4 separate regions of the Homo sapiens genome follow, and regions 2, 3 and 4 are each linked to region 1. The links are chromatin contacts, found by Hi-C or POLR2A ChIA-PET in ENCODE. All regions are on one chromosome and are shown on one strand. The core of a region is the stretch at or near the end of the contact, and the rest is flanking DNA. Distances in the headings are between cores, read along the strand shown.

The links. A loop is a pair of places that touch in the nucleus more often than their neighbours do. ChIA-PET counts read pairs that join two places held with the same protein, here RNA polymerase II (POLR2A). Pooled maps may share reads with other maps.
Region 2: a loop to region 1 is called in a pooled map, with 7 times the contacts of the local background. The contact joins the promoter of ARRDC1-AS1 here to the enhancer-like site in region 1. A Hi-C loop is called at or near these places in 9 of 37 single-sample maps with no recorded cell type and 5 of 50 pooled maps.
Region 3: a pooled map shows a loop between it and region 1 (12-fold over the local background). The contact joins the promoter of MRPL41 here to the enhancer-like site in region 1. A Hi-C loop is called at or near these places in 2 of 37 single-sample maps with no recorded cell type and 4 of 50 pooled maps. POLR2A ChIA-PET finds 5 or more read pairs at or near these places in 1 of 52 experiments (GM12878).
Region 4: a loop to region 1 is called in a map with no recorded cell type, with 17 times the contacts of the local background. The contact joins the promoter of PHPT1 here to the enhancer-like site in region 1. A Hi-C loop is called at or near these places in 1 of 168 maps with a recorded cell type or tissue (naive thymus-derived CD4-positive, alpha-beta T cell), 5 of 37 single-sample maps with no recorded cell type and 9 of 50 pooled maps. POLR2A ChIA-PET finds 5 or more read pairs at or near these places in 2 of 52 experiments (both WTC11).

The regions. Positions count from the first base shown.
Region 1 is chr9:137,149,801-137,153,009 of GRCh38, forward strand. All of the region lies in intron 4 of GRIN1 (glutamate ionotropic receptor NMDA type subunit 1), which reads left to right. Among named protein-coding and RNA genes, the nearest start is that of GRIN1, 12 kb to the left of the region's middle. RefSeq lists an enhancer at 1,631-1,950. Within about 2 kb of position 1,716, at least 4 of the 41 ENCODE cell types and tissues checked have a DNase peak (open chromatin) inside an H3K27ac peak, as active enhancers do; they include GM12878, where a contact is called at or near this core.
Region 2 is chr9:137,617,303-137,620,511 of GRCh38, forward strand. ARRDC1-AS1 (ARRDC1 antisense RNA 1) reads right to left here and starts at 1,593. Exons shown (of 3, transcript NR_122035.1): 1 at 1,229-1,593; 2 at 632-889. EHMT1 (euchromatic histone lysine methyltransferase 1) reads left to right here and starts at 1,703. Exons shown (of 27, transcript NM_024757.5): 1 at 1,703-1,747. The coding sequence starts at 1,727. RefSeq lists enhancers at 1,396-1,445, 2,111-2,829 and a silencer at 1,486-1,785.
Region 3 is chr9:137,550,368-137,553,576 of GRCh38, forward strand. MRPL41 (mitochondrial ribosomal protein L41) reads left to right here and starts at 1,512. Exons shown (of 2, transcript NM_032477.3): 1 at 1,512-1,611; 2 at 1,707-2,188. The coding sequence starts at 1,715. The coding sequence ends at 2,128. LOC124902317 (a long non-coding RNA gene) reads right to left here. Exons shown (of 2, transcript XR_007061883.1): 2 at 2,160-2,334. It overlaps PNPLA7 (patatin like domain 7, lysophospholipase), which reads right to left and starts at 35. Exons shown (of 35, transcript NM_001098537.3): 1 at 1-35. RefSeq lists a silencer at 834-1,783.
Region 4 is chr9:136,847,693-136,850,901 of GRCh38, forward strand. It overlaps PHPT1 (phosphohistidine phosphatase 1), which reads left to right and starts at 1,717. Exons shown (of 3, transcript NM_014172.6): 1 at 1,717-1,898; 2 at 2,321-2,445; 3 at 3,063-3,209. The coding sequence starts at 1,739. The coding sequence ends at 3,155. It overlaps AJM1 (apical junction component 1 homolog), which reads left to right. Exons shown (of 3, transcript NM_001080482.5): 3 at 1-1,109. RefSeq lists silencers at 659-888, 1,109-1,168, 1,249-1,328, 1,509-1,568, 1,959-2,038 and 1 more and an enhancer at 1,689-1,968.

The DNA.
Region 1 (3,209 bases), core at 466-2,965:
TAAAAGCTCTGCTAGGCTCCAACAGAGCGGAGCAAAACAGCAGTGAAACACCCGGAGGAACACAGCCCAGCCCTCCAGCCCTGCATATGGGAAAGAGCCGGCGACACTCTCAGTCCCAGGGCAGACCACCATTTCCACGGTCCATCAAATGACCCTCTAGCACGGAGACAGATGCAGCCCCCTCACCAGGGCAGAACGCAGGGTGGGGCCAGCCAGGGCTCCTCGGACTAGAAGGCAGGAATCTCCCCAGCCCAAGGTAGGGTTGTTGCTTAGAGCTGCCCACGGGGCCTTACATGCTCCTCCTGCAGCTGCTATAAAAAGGCACTAATCGTCCCCCATTACGCCCCCTGCACTCGGCTTTAAGCTCACAGGTCACTTGTCCACTCCACTCATCCAACTGCAAGCCCCAGGGAGGGTTGGCCTGGGCTCCAGGAAAAAAGATTTTTAAAGACGTGACCAGGCAAAGTCCCAAGGGTATGCACAGGTCCCAAAGAAGGAATGCCCCGCCCAGGGAAAGACCCGCCCAGAAAAAAAGACCCGCCAAGGGAAAGCTCCGCCCAGAAAAAGACCTGCCCAGGGAAAGCCCCGCCCAGAAAAAAGGTCCTCCCAGGGAAAGCCCCACCCAGGGAAAGCTCCACCCAGATAAAAGCCCGCCCAGGGAAAGCCCCGCCCAGAAAAAAAGATCCGCCAAGAGAAGTCTCCGCCCAGATAAAAGCCCCGCCCAGAAAAAGACCCGCCAAAGGAAAGCCCAGCCCAGAAAAAAGACCTGCCCAGGGAAAGCCCCACCCAGGGAAAGCTCCGCCCAGATAAAAGCCCGCCCAGGGAAAGCCCCGCCCAGAAAAAAGACCAGCCCAAGGAAAGCTCCGCCCAGGGAAAGCCCCGCCCAGAAAAAAAGACCTGCCCAGGGAAAGCTCTGCCCAGATAAAAGCCCGCCCAGGGAAAGCCCCGCCCAGAAAAAAGACCAGCCCAAGGAAAGCCCTGCCCAGAAAAAAGACCGCCCAGGGAAAGCCCCGCCCAGAAAAGACCCGCCCAGGAAAAGCTCTGGCCAGATAAAAGCTCAGCCCAGGGAAAGCCCCGCCCATAAAAAAGCCCCGCCCAGATAAAAGCCCTGCCCAGCGAAAGCCTCGCCCAGGGAAAGCCCCACCCAGAAAAAGACCCGCCCAGGGAAAGCCCAGCCCAGAGAAAAGACCCGCCCAGGGAAAACTCTGCCCAGATAAAAGACCCGCCCAGGGAAAGCCCCGCCCAGAAAAAGTCCCGCCCAGGGAAAGCCCCGCCCAGAAAAAAAACCCGCCCAGGGAAAGCCCCGCCCAGAAAAAAGTCGCGCCCGGGGAAAGCCCTGCCCAGAAAAAGTCCCGCCCAGGGAAAGCCCCGCCCAGGGAAAGACCCGCCCAGAAAAAAGTCCCGCCCAGAAAAAAGTCGCGCCTGGTGAAAGCCCTGCCCAGAAAAAAGACCAGCCCAGGGAAAGCCCCTCCCAGAAAAAAAGACCCGCCCAGGAAAAAGCTCTGGCCAGATAAAAGCTCCGCCCAGGGAAAGCTCCGCCCAGGGAAAGCCCCGCCCAGAAAAAAAGCCCCACCCAGGGAAAGCCCAGCCCAGAAAAAGACCCGCCCAGGGAAAACTCCACCCAGAAAAAAGACCAGCCCAGAGAAAGCCCAACCCAGAAGAAAGCCCCACCCAGGGAAAGCCCCGCCCAGGGAAAGCTTCACCCAGAGAAATTCCCACTTAGAGAAATTCCCACTCAGAGAAAGCCCCACCCAGAAACGTGCCACCCAGGGAAAGCCCCACCCAGTGAAAGCCCCTACCAGAAAAAGCCCCGCCCAGAAAAAGCCCCTCTTAGAGAAAGCCCCGCCAGACTCTCAGAAGTTAATTTCCTTTTTCGTTGTTTTGAGAGGGAGTCTTGCTTTGTCACCCAGGCTGGAGTGCAGTAGTACAATCTCAGCTCACTGCAACCTCTGCCTCCTGGGTTCAAGCGATTCTCCTGCCTCAGCCTCCCGAGTAGCTGGGACTACAGGCACAAGCCACCACACCCGGCTAATTTTTGTATTTTTAGTAGAGACGGGGTTTCACCATGTTGGCCAGACTGGTCTCGAACTTGTGGCCTCTTTTTTTTTTTTTTTTTTTTTCTTTGAGATGGAGTCTCACTCTGTCACCCAGGCTGGAGTGCAGTGGCTCGATCTCGGCTCATTGCAAGCTCCACCTCCCGGGCTCACGCCATTCTCCTGCCTCAGCCTCCCAAGTAGCTGGGACTACAGGCCCCTGCCACCACGCCCTGCTACTTTTTTGTATTTTTAGTAGAGACGGGGTTTCACCATGTCAGCCAGGATGGCCTCAATCTTCTGGCCTCATGATCTGCCCGCCTCGGCCTCCCAAAGTGCTGGGATTACAGGAGTGAGCCACCGTGCCCAGCCACTTGTGGCCTCTTCTGTTATTTTCTGAATTGTTTACACTTCCCTTACTCATCACAGAGCTTGAGAGAAATTCTGTAGCTGTGATGGGATAAAAGGATGGATGGGCAGGTGAACAAATGGACAGACAGCTGGCTGGGAAGTGGAATTTCTTCATCCAAGATGGGTCAACTCAAGGAATCGATTGCCCTAAAACATACCTGTTCCACTGTTGGCCACTTTTGCAATAGACAAGTTCACATCAAGCTAGACCTGCCTGATCCCTACATTCTAACTGGAGTGACCAACAGGACACGGGAGAGAAAACCACATACAAAACCAATCCACAGAACCCCGCCATGCCCAGGTCCCCACAGAGAGGGGAGGGGGCGTTTTCTCCACTTTTTTTTCTCGGCCTGTGAGCCCCTGAGCCGTGCACTGCGGTCCCACAGGTTGACCCCGCGTTGCCAGCCTCAGGGCCAAGGTCACGTTTCCAGACATGGCCCTAAGAAAAAGGCCAGCCCAGGGGAAGGGACATGGTCAGGGCACACAGGAACCACGTGCATACCACACATCCATGCCCATGAGCACACACCACACACCACATGTGTATGCACATACCATACACACGTGCACAAATGCATGTATACACACTATAGTCACACCATGCATACATCTCTACCCACACATGCAGAATCATGTACAGGTCATACACAACACACACGCATGTATGCACATGCCATATACACACCACATGTACCATGCATACACCATACACACATGTGCGCAAATGCATGTACACACACCATCACACCACTCATACATCTC
Region 2 (3,209 bases), core at 343-2,842, 470 kb after region 1:
GGGGTTTCACCATGTTAGCCAGGCTGGTCTCCATCTCCTGACCTCATGATCTGCCCACCTCGGCCTCCCAAAGTGCTGGGATTACAGGCGTGAGCCACCGCACCCGGCCCAGTCAACAAATATTTTGTCTCCTGTACACCAGGTATTGTTCTAGGCACCATGGACTTACATTCTAGTAGGGAGACAATATTCCAAATCAGGATGTGGGAGAGTCACATGACACACACTGTGATGGAGCCAAGTAAGTCAACGAAGACAGGTATGGGGGGGCAGTATCATTTTAACTAGGGAGGAGAGGGAAGGCTTCCCTTAAGAGGTGATATTTCAACTCAAGGATGGTAAAGAGGGAAGCCACAAAGACACTCGAAATAAAGGTTTCAGGGAAGGGACAGACAGCAGGGGTGGCGGAGAGGTGGGTGCGGGGCAGGAGGGCCATGAAGGCGCTCGTGTCTCCTGCGAGGGCTCAGGGTGCTCGGCCTGTCATAAATGGACTTAGGCTTTGACAGAGCAGTTTAGCTGCCCTAAAGAAACCTGGGAAGGTTCCCTTGGCACTTGGGATTGTCCGTTTCCTTTTCTGTCTATGTGCGCTGTCTATGCTGGACTTGAGATAATTCTCCGGAGTCCGACTCACCAGGAGACTCGGGTGTCACCCAGATTGACCTTCAAGGCTCATTTCTTGTCAGTCCAGTACCCGTCCCCTCGGTTCACACGACCATCCAGAAACCTCAAATTCAGTCCATGCTTCTTGTTTTGGGTCTCGGGGCTGGGATAAGGCGGGCTGACCACCGCGGGGCATGTAGGTAGTTTCCGTGGTGCTGGGGGCGCTCTCCAGGGAAGGCTACTTGGTCTGCAGAAAAGGCCTTGACTTGTGCATACCTGGGCAGCGGGCCTATGAGTGGCAGCGAGAGCGGGGTAACCAGAGAGGGCACACCCCCCAACCGGAGCGCCCCCCAGGTTGGCATCTCCACAACTGTAGAACCTCCCCCATCAGGGCAACCCTCCCGATTGGGACACCGCCCCCAGCCAGACACATCCTCCTAGCAGAACACCCATGCTTAGCCGGAGCCGCTCCCCCGCCAGACACCTCCCCACCGGGAAACCCTCCCCAGTGGGACACCCCAGCCAGTCCAGGTATTCCCGCCGTTAGGGACACCCCCTCCAGCCGGAGCATACCCTCGGCAGGGGCATTCCTCCCAACCGAGGGAACCCCGCCGCAACGGGAACCTGCCTGAACCAGAGCACCCTCCCGCGCCGGGGACACCCCACAGGCGGCTCCCGCGCCAGGCCGCGGCCCAGGGAGTCAGCCTTCCGCGCAAGCCGGCGAAATCAAAGTGCGTCCGGGGTTAGAGGTCAGAGGTCGGAGCCGCGGGTCTTTCTCCTTCTTCGGCCAGCCCACCAAAACGTCAATTTAGAATGAGACATGTGTTGAAAATGGGACGGCTACTCCCCATCCACTACTACGACTCTGGCGGGCGGGTTCTCCAGCTCCAGGTCTCCTACCCCGCGGGCGCGCGTTCCGGTTCCGGCCGCCGCAGGCCCGGCGCCTGGGGCGCCGCACGCCTGGTTCCAGTGCGCAGGCGCCGCACCGGTCGAGCTCCAACGCGCAGGCGCGGGCGCAGGCGCAGGCGCAGACGTAGGCGATCGGCCCCGCCCCGACTCTGGGCCGCGAGGCGCGGGCGGGGCGATGGCGCGCGGGAGGGGCGGGGCCACGCTGCGGGCCCGGGCCATGGCCGCCGCCGATGCCGAGGTGAGCAGCGGGGCCGGCGGGGGGCGGCGCGGGGGCGGCGGGCAGCGGCGGAGGCGGCGCGGGGGCGAAGAACCGGGCGGGGCGGCGGCAGGCGGCCGGCGGGCGGGCGGGGCCCCGGGTCCCCCCGCCGCCGCCGCCGCCGCTGCCGCCGCCTCAGGCCGAGGCCGGGCCGAGGCCGCCGGGCGTCCGGCCCGCGCTCCCGCCGGGCGCGCTTTGTGCGCGGCGCGGGCCGGGCGGCGGCTGGGGGAGCGGGCGGGGGCGCAGGTGAGGGAGGCGACCGCGTACCTGTGCCCGCGCCCCCCACGGACCCCGTGCCGCCGCCGCCGCCCGCAAGCCGGATCTGCGGGGAGGGCCTCGGCCAGGGTGCCGGGGAGGTGCGGAGGACAAAAGGAAAAGTAGCGGGGCCGGCCAACTTTGGAGCGCCGGCCGAGGCGAGGCTGTCCCTCCTCTCGGAGCTCTTCCTTCGCTTCGTTGACCTTTCACTTTGTTCTGAGTAGGATGGCACCATCTTTAACGAAAAGTTGGCCAGTCCCGGCGTGTTTCTCCCCAGACAATGCTGCTCCAGCCCTGCTGGCTGTCAGAAGCAGGAAAGCACGCTCGGTGGGAAGCTTGCGGACTCAAGTTTATTTCCAAACCAGCAGCTTTAAAGGGCTCTCGATGTAAAAAGTTCACATTCTTTTGTTAATGGTCTCGGCCTTCCCCGTGCTCATTCTCAAGGATAGTTTGTTTCCTTGCTTAGGAAAGGAAGCAGCGTAGAGATTAAAGTCTTGCGAGTGGACCACTGGCGTCCCTCTGAAGGAAAAGCAAGCAGGAGGTGGTGTGTCCGTGGAGATGCAGAAATAGTGTGGTCCTAGGGCTGAGATAAGGGACCGGTTTGGAGAAAACTGTCAGCGTAGAAGTATTTCTTTGAAATTAACTGTCTAGTAACAGTTGAGACTTCTAAAGCTTAGAAAGTTAAGGTGTAGTAAGAAGCCGTACAGTATCCTGGTGCATAGACTTAACACTGTATTTTAACTCAGGTAATGTATGGCCTTTTTGTTTATTTTTTTCCTGCATTTTTGGGGGGTGTTGAAATAAGTAAACTGGGAAGGTGCAGGGGAATTCTTAAATTCAATGCAAGGAGTTTTTGCTGAGTATCTGCAGCATTCAAGGAATTAATATTAGTCACTGAGAACAAAAAGCGAAATTAGAAAATTTCAAGTCACTTCTAGGCTTGTAGGGGAGAAGACGTGTAGTGATGAATTCTATCATTTATGAAGTACCCACTGGATCCCACACACTGTGCAAGACCTTTAGATCAGGCGCCTCCCTCGGTTTTCTTCACCCTGTGCAGCAGGTGCTGTTATTTCCTTTTTTAAATTATTATTTATTATTATTATTTTTTGAGACAGGATCTCCCTTTGTCACTCAGGCTGGAATGCAGAGGCATGATCACTGCTCACTGCAGCTTCGACCACCCAGG
Region 3 (3,209 bases), core at 262-2,761, 400 kb after region 1:
AAGAAAAGCTGTCTTTTGAGAAGTGTCTGTCATCTGCTAGGAGCCACCTCCTTCCCTCTGTAAACAGCCCTCACGTGGCTGTCCCGGAACCCAGAACAGCAGCCAGATGGGGCGTATCCAAGCAGGTCAAGAGGAGCCAGGCCCAGCGCGGCGGGGATGGGGGCAGCGCTGCCTTCTGGAGAAGCACGGCTGGAGGGGAGGTGACGCTGGCGGGGCGTGGATCCGGGGTGTGGGGATGCAGCTGGGGAGGAGGGTGCAGCTGGGGAGGGGGTGGATCCGGCGTGTAGGGGTACCGCTGGGGAGTGGGTGCAGCTGGGGAGGGGGTGGATCTGGGGTGTGGGGGTGCCGCTGGGGAGTGGGTGCAGCTGGGGAGGGGGTGGATCCGGCGTGTAGGGGTACCGCTGGGGAGTGGGTGCAGCTGGGGAGGGGGTGGATCTGGGGTGTGGGGGTACTGCTGGGGAGAGGGTGCAGCTGGGGAGCGCGTGGATCCGGCGAGTGGGGGTACCGCTAGGGAGGGGGTGCAGCTGGGGAGGGGGTGGATCTGGGGTGTGGGGGTGCCGCTGGGGAGGGGGTGCAGCTGGGGAGGGGGTGGATCTGGGGCGTGGGGGTGCCGCTGGGGAGGGGGTGCAGCTGGGGAGGGGGTGGATCTGGGGCGTGGGGGTGCCGCTGGGGAGGGGGTGCAGCTGGGGAGGGGATGGATCTGGGGTGTGGGGGTACCGCTGGGGAAGGGCGTGCAGCTGGAGAGGGGATGGATCTGGGCTGTGGGGGTGCCGCTGGGGACGGGGTGCAGCTGGGGAGGGGGTGGATCCGGATTGTGAGGGTGCGGCTGGGGGGCGACTTCCGCGTGGGGTGAGAGGTCGCCTGCGAGGGTGACCGGGCAGGAGGGCTCAGTGCGCAAGCCGGACGTGCTGGGTCCAAGATTATTGATTAATTTGGGCACCGCGAGGGCTCGAGTCCCCCCACACCACTGCCCGGCCTGCGGGGGAGCACAGACAGCCCGGGCCCTCCCGGCTGCAGGTCCCGGGCTTTCCCCGCGCGGTTGCCGGCTCCGCCCAGAGGAGCCGCGCCCGGCGGAGGGGTAAGAAAGGCAGGGTCGCGGCGTCAACGCGGCGGCCGTCTCGAGTCCAGGGCCCGCGTCCTCCCCGACCTCCCGACGCCACCTCACGGCCTCAGGGGGACTGGGCTCCCGGGAAACCGCCGGCCACCTGGCGGACGAACACAGGCAGTGGCGGGCAGTGGAGACGCCAGGGACCACCGCGCTGAGAGCGATCACTCATCCGCCAGCCCCGCCCCGCGAGCCCCGCCCCGCGAGCCCCGCCCCGCGAGCCCCGCCCCGCGAGCCCCGCCCCGCGAGCCCCGCCCCGCGAGCCCCGCACCGCCGGCCCCGCACCGCCAGCCCCGCGAGCCCCGCCCCGCCCCGCGCGCTCCTCGCATTGGCCGAGTCCCCGCGGCCACACCCCCTACCAGATTGGGGCCGCTATTGGACGCGGCGGCCGCGGCCAATCGGAGCCGCTCTTGCTGCGACGCAGCGGTCGGAAGCGGAGCAAGGTCGAGGCCGGGTTGGCGCCGGAGCCGGGGCCGCTTGGAGCTCGTGTGGGGTCTCCGGTCCAGGTGAGTCTGTCGGATTGGGGCGGGCGCCGCGCGCGGCCAGGGGCGGGGCTGGCCGGGTTCCCGGGGCCGCGACTACCCGCTCTCTCCTCCCGCAGGGCGCGGCATGGGCGTCCTGGCCGCAGCGGCGCGCTGCCTGGTCCGGGGTGCGGACCGAATGAGCAAGTGGACGAGCAAGCGGGGCCCGCGCAGCTTCAGGGGCCGCAAGGGCCGGGGCGCCAAGGGCATCGGCTTCCTCACCTCGGGCTGGAGGTTCGTGCAGATCAAGGAGATGGTCCCGGAGTTCGTCGTCCCGGATCTGACCGGCTTCAAGCTCAAGCCCTACGTGAGCTACCTCGCCCCTGAGAGCGAGGAGACGCCCCTGACGGCCGCGCAGCTCTTCAGCGAAGCCGTGGCGCCTGCCATCGAAAAGGACTTCAAGGACGGTACCTTCGACCCTGACAACCTGGAAAAGTACGGCTTCGAGCCCACACAGGAGGGAAAGCTCTTCCAGCTCTACCCCAGGAACTTCCTGCGCTAGCTGGGCGGGGGAGGGGCGGCCTGCCCTCATCTCATTTCTATTAAACGCCTTTGCCAGCTATACGGTGTTTGTTTTTTGGCCTCAGGTCATGGCAAAGTGTGCAGCATGACAGATTTCAGTGCAGGCACCTAAGCCGAGTTCTCATGCAGACTCGGCGCTGTGAACCTCTTTGGAGGTCATCTTCCGAGTCCGAAGGTTCTGGGAACCTGCCAAGGGCAAACATCACTCAGCTTGCAGGAGAAAGAATTTACAAGGCAGATTGTGCCGGATGACAGCACTGGTCAGTTCATCCCCCAAATTATTCACCCAGGGAACAAAGATACAGAGATGGGGGTCTCACTATGCTGCCCAGGCTGAGAACTCATGGGCTGAAATGATCCGCCCGCCTCAGCCTCCCAAAATGCTGGGATTACAGGTGTGAGCCACTGCGCCCAGCCTAGGAAAATTTCCTGTTGCAATCTGACATATAGTGACATGTTGTGTTGTATCATCAGAAAAGAAGAAAGGGATAAGGCCAGGTGCGGTGGCTCACGCCTGTAATCCCAGCACATTGGGAGGCTGAGGCGGGAGGATCACAAGATTAGGAGTTCAAGACCAGCCTGGCCAGCATGATGAAACCCCATCTCTACTAAAAATACAAAAATTAGCCAGGCGTGGTGGCGTGCGACTGTAGTCCCAGCTACTCCAAAGGCAAGAGAATCGCTTAAACCCAGGAGGCAGAGCTTGCAGTGAGTCGAGATCGCACCACTGCACTCCAGCCTGGGTAACAGAGTGAGACTCCGTCTCAAAAAAGGGATAAAACTGCATGTTTTTTTGCTTGTAGTCACCTATGTATCATTAGTAAATGCTGAGGATTTGACAAATAGTGGCCTGTACCTCAACCACAGTTCCTCCCAGAGAGACAAAAGCCCTCACAGCAGGAGTTGGATGTAACACACCCAGTTTGTTCACACACCTAAAGTCACCATCTGTCCAGTATTTGGGAGCTAACCCGTGTGGGTGCTGCAGTGATGAGTGTTCCCTACAGACTTCACATATTTCAAGCTGATGACCCCCAAGGCAACTTGGAACACACACTCCC
Region 4 (3,209 bases), core at 467-2,966, 300 kb before region 1:
GGGAGGCGGGGTGGGCCTGAGGACCGCCGAGCTCTGCCTTCACTCGGAGGGGTCACTACTGCACAGACCCCACCCGTAGAGATCCGGTCCCCGTCGGTCCGCGGGGCTCTCGCTGGAGCCTCCCCGACTCCGGTTTCCCCTCGTCCAGAAGCCCGACGTAACCAAAGCCCAGTCTGTCACTTTAAACACGCCCCGCCCCGCCTCCCGCGGCTGTGTTGCCTCCTCGCTGGAGAACACCCTGGTCGACCTCTGTGCGTCCGTGTGCGCGAGCGCGTCCCGCCGAGGCGGTGGGCAGGGCGGACGGTGCGCAGTGCGTTCCCGCTGGTCGGAGCCAGCACACTAACCACGCCACGCGCCCTGCCGTCCCTTCGCCTCCAGCCGCTGCAGTCTGGGCCCTGCAGGAGCTGGGAAAAACCGCAGGGAGGTCTTCAGGCCGATATGCAAGTCTCCCAGCCGAAGGGGCAGGGGACCTGAACAGGGGAAGCAGAGCACCTGGGCCTGGCCAGAGCTGACACCTGGCTAGGAGAGGAAGGACCAAGGGACGGGGCGTTCCCAGGTGGGAGCCTGGAGGGCAAAGCGTGGTGCGAGCAGGTGAGGGAGAGAGCTAGTTGGTAAGCGTGGAAGCCCACCCGAGGGGGCTTGACCTGTCCCGAGAGGTCCCCGCACACCCGCTCTGGCCGCACGCCGTACTGCGGGCGTGGAGGCGCAAGCCCGGCGGCCCGGCCTCCACCTGTCCCCCAAGTGCACCCTGGTCCGCGCCCAGAGCTCTCTGGAGGGTGGGGTATGCGGGAGAGGGGTGGAGGCCAAACGCAAGGGCCCTCCTGGAGTCCCCAGCCCTACTTCGGAGCCAGGGGAGGGGGCACCAAGTGAGAGAAATTGGGCACCCCCGCCTCCGCTCCTGCTTTCGCACCCGGCACGCCCATCTCGTCCCCGCGCGTCTGCACCGGCCAGGCGTCCCGCTTGCCCACCCGCCGCCGCGCCCCGCGCCCCCTACCCCAGGGCCTCTGCATTCGGCCCCACCCCTGAGGGCCGGCCGGGAACGCCCCTGGACCGGAATAATTTCCAGGGGGCAAGAGCTTTCGAACCAAGTAAAATAGAACTTGAATGTAGCGGCTGCCGTTGCCTCCTTGTACCGGTAGCGGGGTTGGGGACGGAAGCCTTCGGTCGGTGGAGAGGAGAAAGGGAGAGGCCTTCGGGCGGTGGACGGGGAAGAGAGGGAGTCCTTCGGGCGGTGGAGGGGGTGGAGAGCGAGGCCTTCGGGCGGTGGAGAGCGGGGAGGGGGGAGGCCTTCGGGCGGTGGGAGGGGGAGAGAGGGAGGCCTTTGGGCGGTGGGGGCCACGGGGAGGGTGGTCTTCGGACTACGTGCGGGACAGGAGGTCAGGGCTGGCAAGTCCCTCAGGCCTCCCTCGTTGCCCCAGCCTCGCGGGCCGCCTAACTGCCCCGTTCCAAGGGTGCCACCGGACCCCGCTGGAGAGGAACTTCTCCGTTGGCTGGATTTCATCACCACCCATTCCCGATTCCACGTTTCCTTTAAGCGGGGCTGGCGGAGCCGCAAGGCGGCAAGGAACTGGATTGCGATTGGTCAGCACGTGCCTCGGTCGGCGGTACAATTGGCTGAGGCGCTGGGCCTTGGGAAGCATTCCCCGACGGGATTGGTCGTCGCTCTCGCAGAGCCCGCCTCCCGCAGTACAAGCGGCCCCCGGGTCGGGTGGGAGGAGGGGACTCCGGGAGGAGGAACATGGCGGTGGCGGACCTCGCTCTCATTCCTGATGTGGACATCGACTCCGACGGCGTCTTCAAGTATGTGCTGATCCGAGTCCACTCGGCTCCCCGCTCCGGGGCTCCGGCTGCAGAGAGCAAGGAGATCGTGCGCGGCTACAAGTGGGCTGAGTACCATGGTGAGGGCGGGACCTGCGGGCATGCCAGGGGCACGCCTGGCGAGGCGGGGGCGGGGCTGGCGGGACGGAGACGGGGCTGACGAGGCAGGGGCGGGGCTGGCGGGGCGGGGGCGGGGCTGCGGGCCGTAGCGGACTGCGCTCTGCTCCGAGTCCTGCCCCTGCTAGGTTTGACCCAGGCTGAGGTCCTGGGCGGGAAGGGCGTGACACGGCCTGACACCCTCCCCAGCAGTCTCCCAGTTCCCGCGCCCTCCCCGGTTCCACCCTCCTTCGCTCATTCATCCCTGTCCCAGCCTCAAGGGGCTTCGTCTCTCCTGGGGAAGGGGCTGTTCAGAGCTGGGATTTCAGACCCCTTCGGCTGGGAGTTCCTCCCGCGGCCTCCAAGGGCGGCCAGGGCACGTCCTGAGGCCGCCCTCCCATCCCAGCGGACATCTACGACAAAGTGTCGGGCGACATGCAGAAGCAAGGCTGCGACTGTGAGTGTCTGGGCGGCGGGCGCATCTCCCACCAGAGTCAGGACAAGAAGATTCACGTGTACGGCTATTCCATGGTGAGCCGCAGCCCCGTCCCGCCCTGCCGGAGGCCCCAGTACCAGCTTCGAGGCCCACCTGAGCCTGCTGCCCTGACCCGTGGCCCCAGCTGAGCACGCAGGCTTCCTGGGGTTCTCCCAGGGTCGGCGGCAGAGCCCTCCCTCCAGGGCCCATTGTGTTCCTGCATTCCCCCATGGAGCACACGCCAGACCTGAGGGGTGGGACGGACACCCCCAGACATGGCCGGCTGTCTCCTCTCCCTGCCTTGGGAGGCCTTGCTGGGCTCTAGCTGTCCTCCAGCACTTTGGGCCCTGGGCCCCCAGAGGCAGTCAGTACCTGGGTGGAGCTCAGAGTCCCCACCTGTGCTCTTCACAAAAACCACCAGCAGATGAGACCCACGTGCGTCCCTCTGGGCGCCTCAGGCCCCAGGATCCACCATCAAGGTTTGCTTGCCTGTGGAGGTCGCCTCTCCCCAGGGGAGCCCCCAAGGGCGGTCGGGATGGTGGGTTTGGCATCCCCAGGCACTGCCTATCCCTTTCCCACACTCGCTTCTGGTGTGGCTGGTGGCTGGATGCCCAGAGCCGGGTATCGGGTTGAAGGGTCCAGGTAGTGCCAGCAGGCGTCTTCTCTTCTCCAGGCCTATGGTCCTGCCCAGCACGCCATTTCAACTGAGAAAATCAAAGCCAAGTACCCCGACTACGAGGTCACCTGGGCTAACGACGGCTACTGAGCACTCCCAGCCCGGGGCCTGCTGCCTCCAGCAGCCACTTCAGAGCCCCCGCCT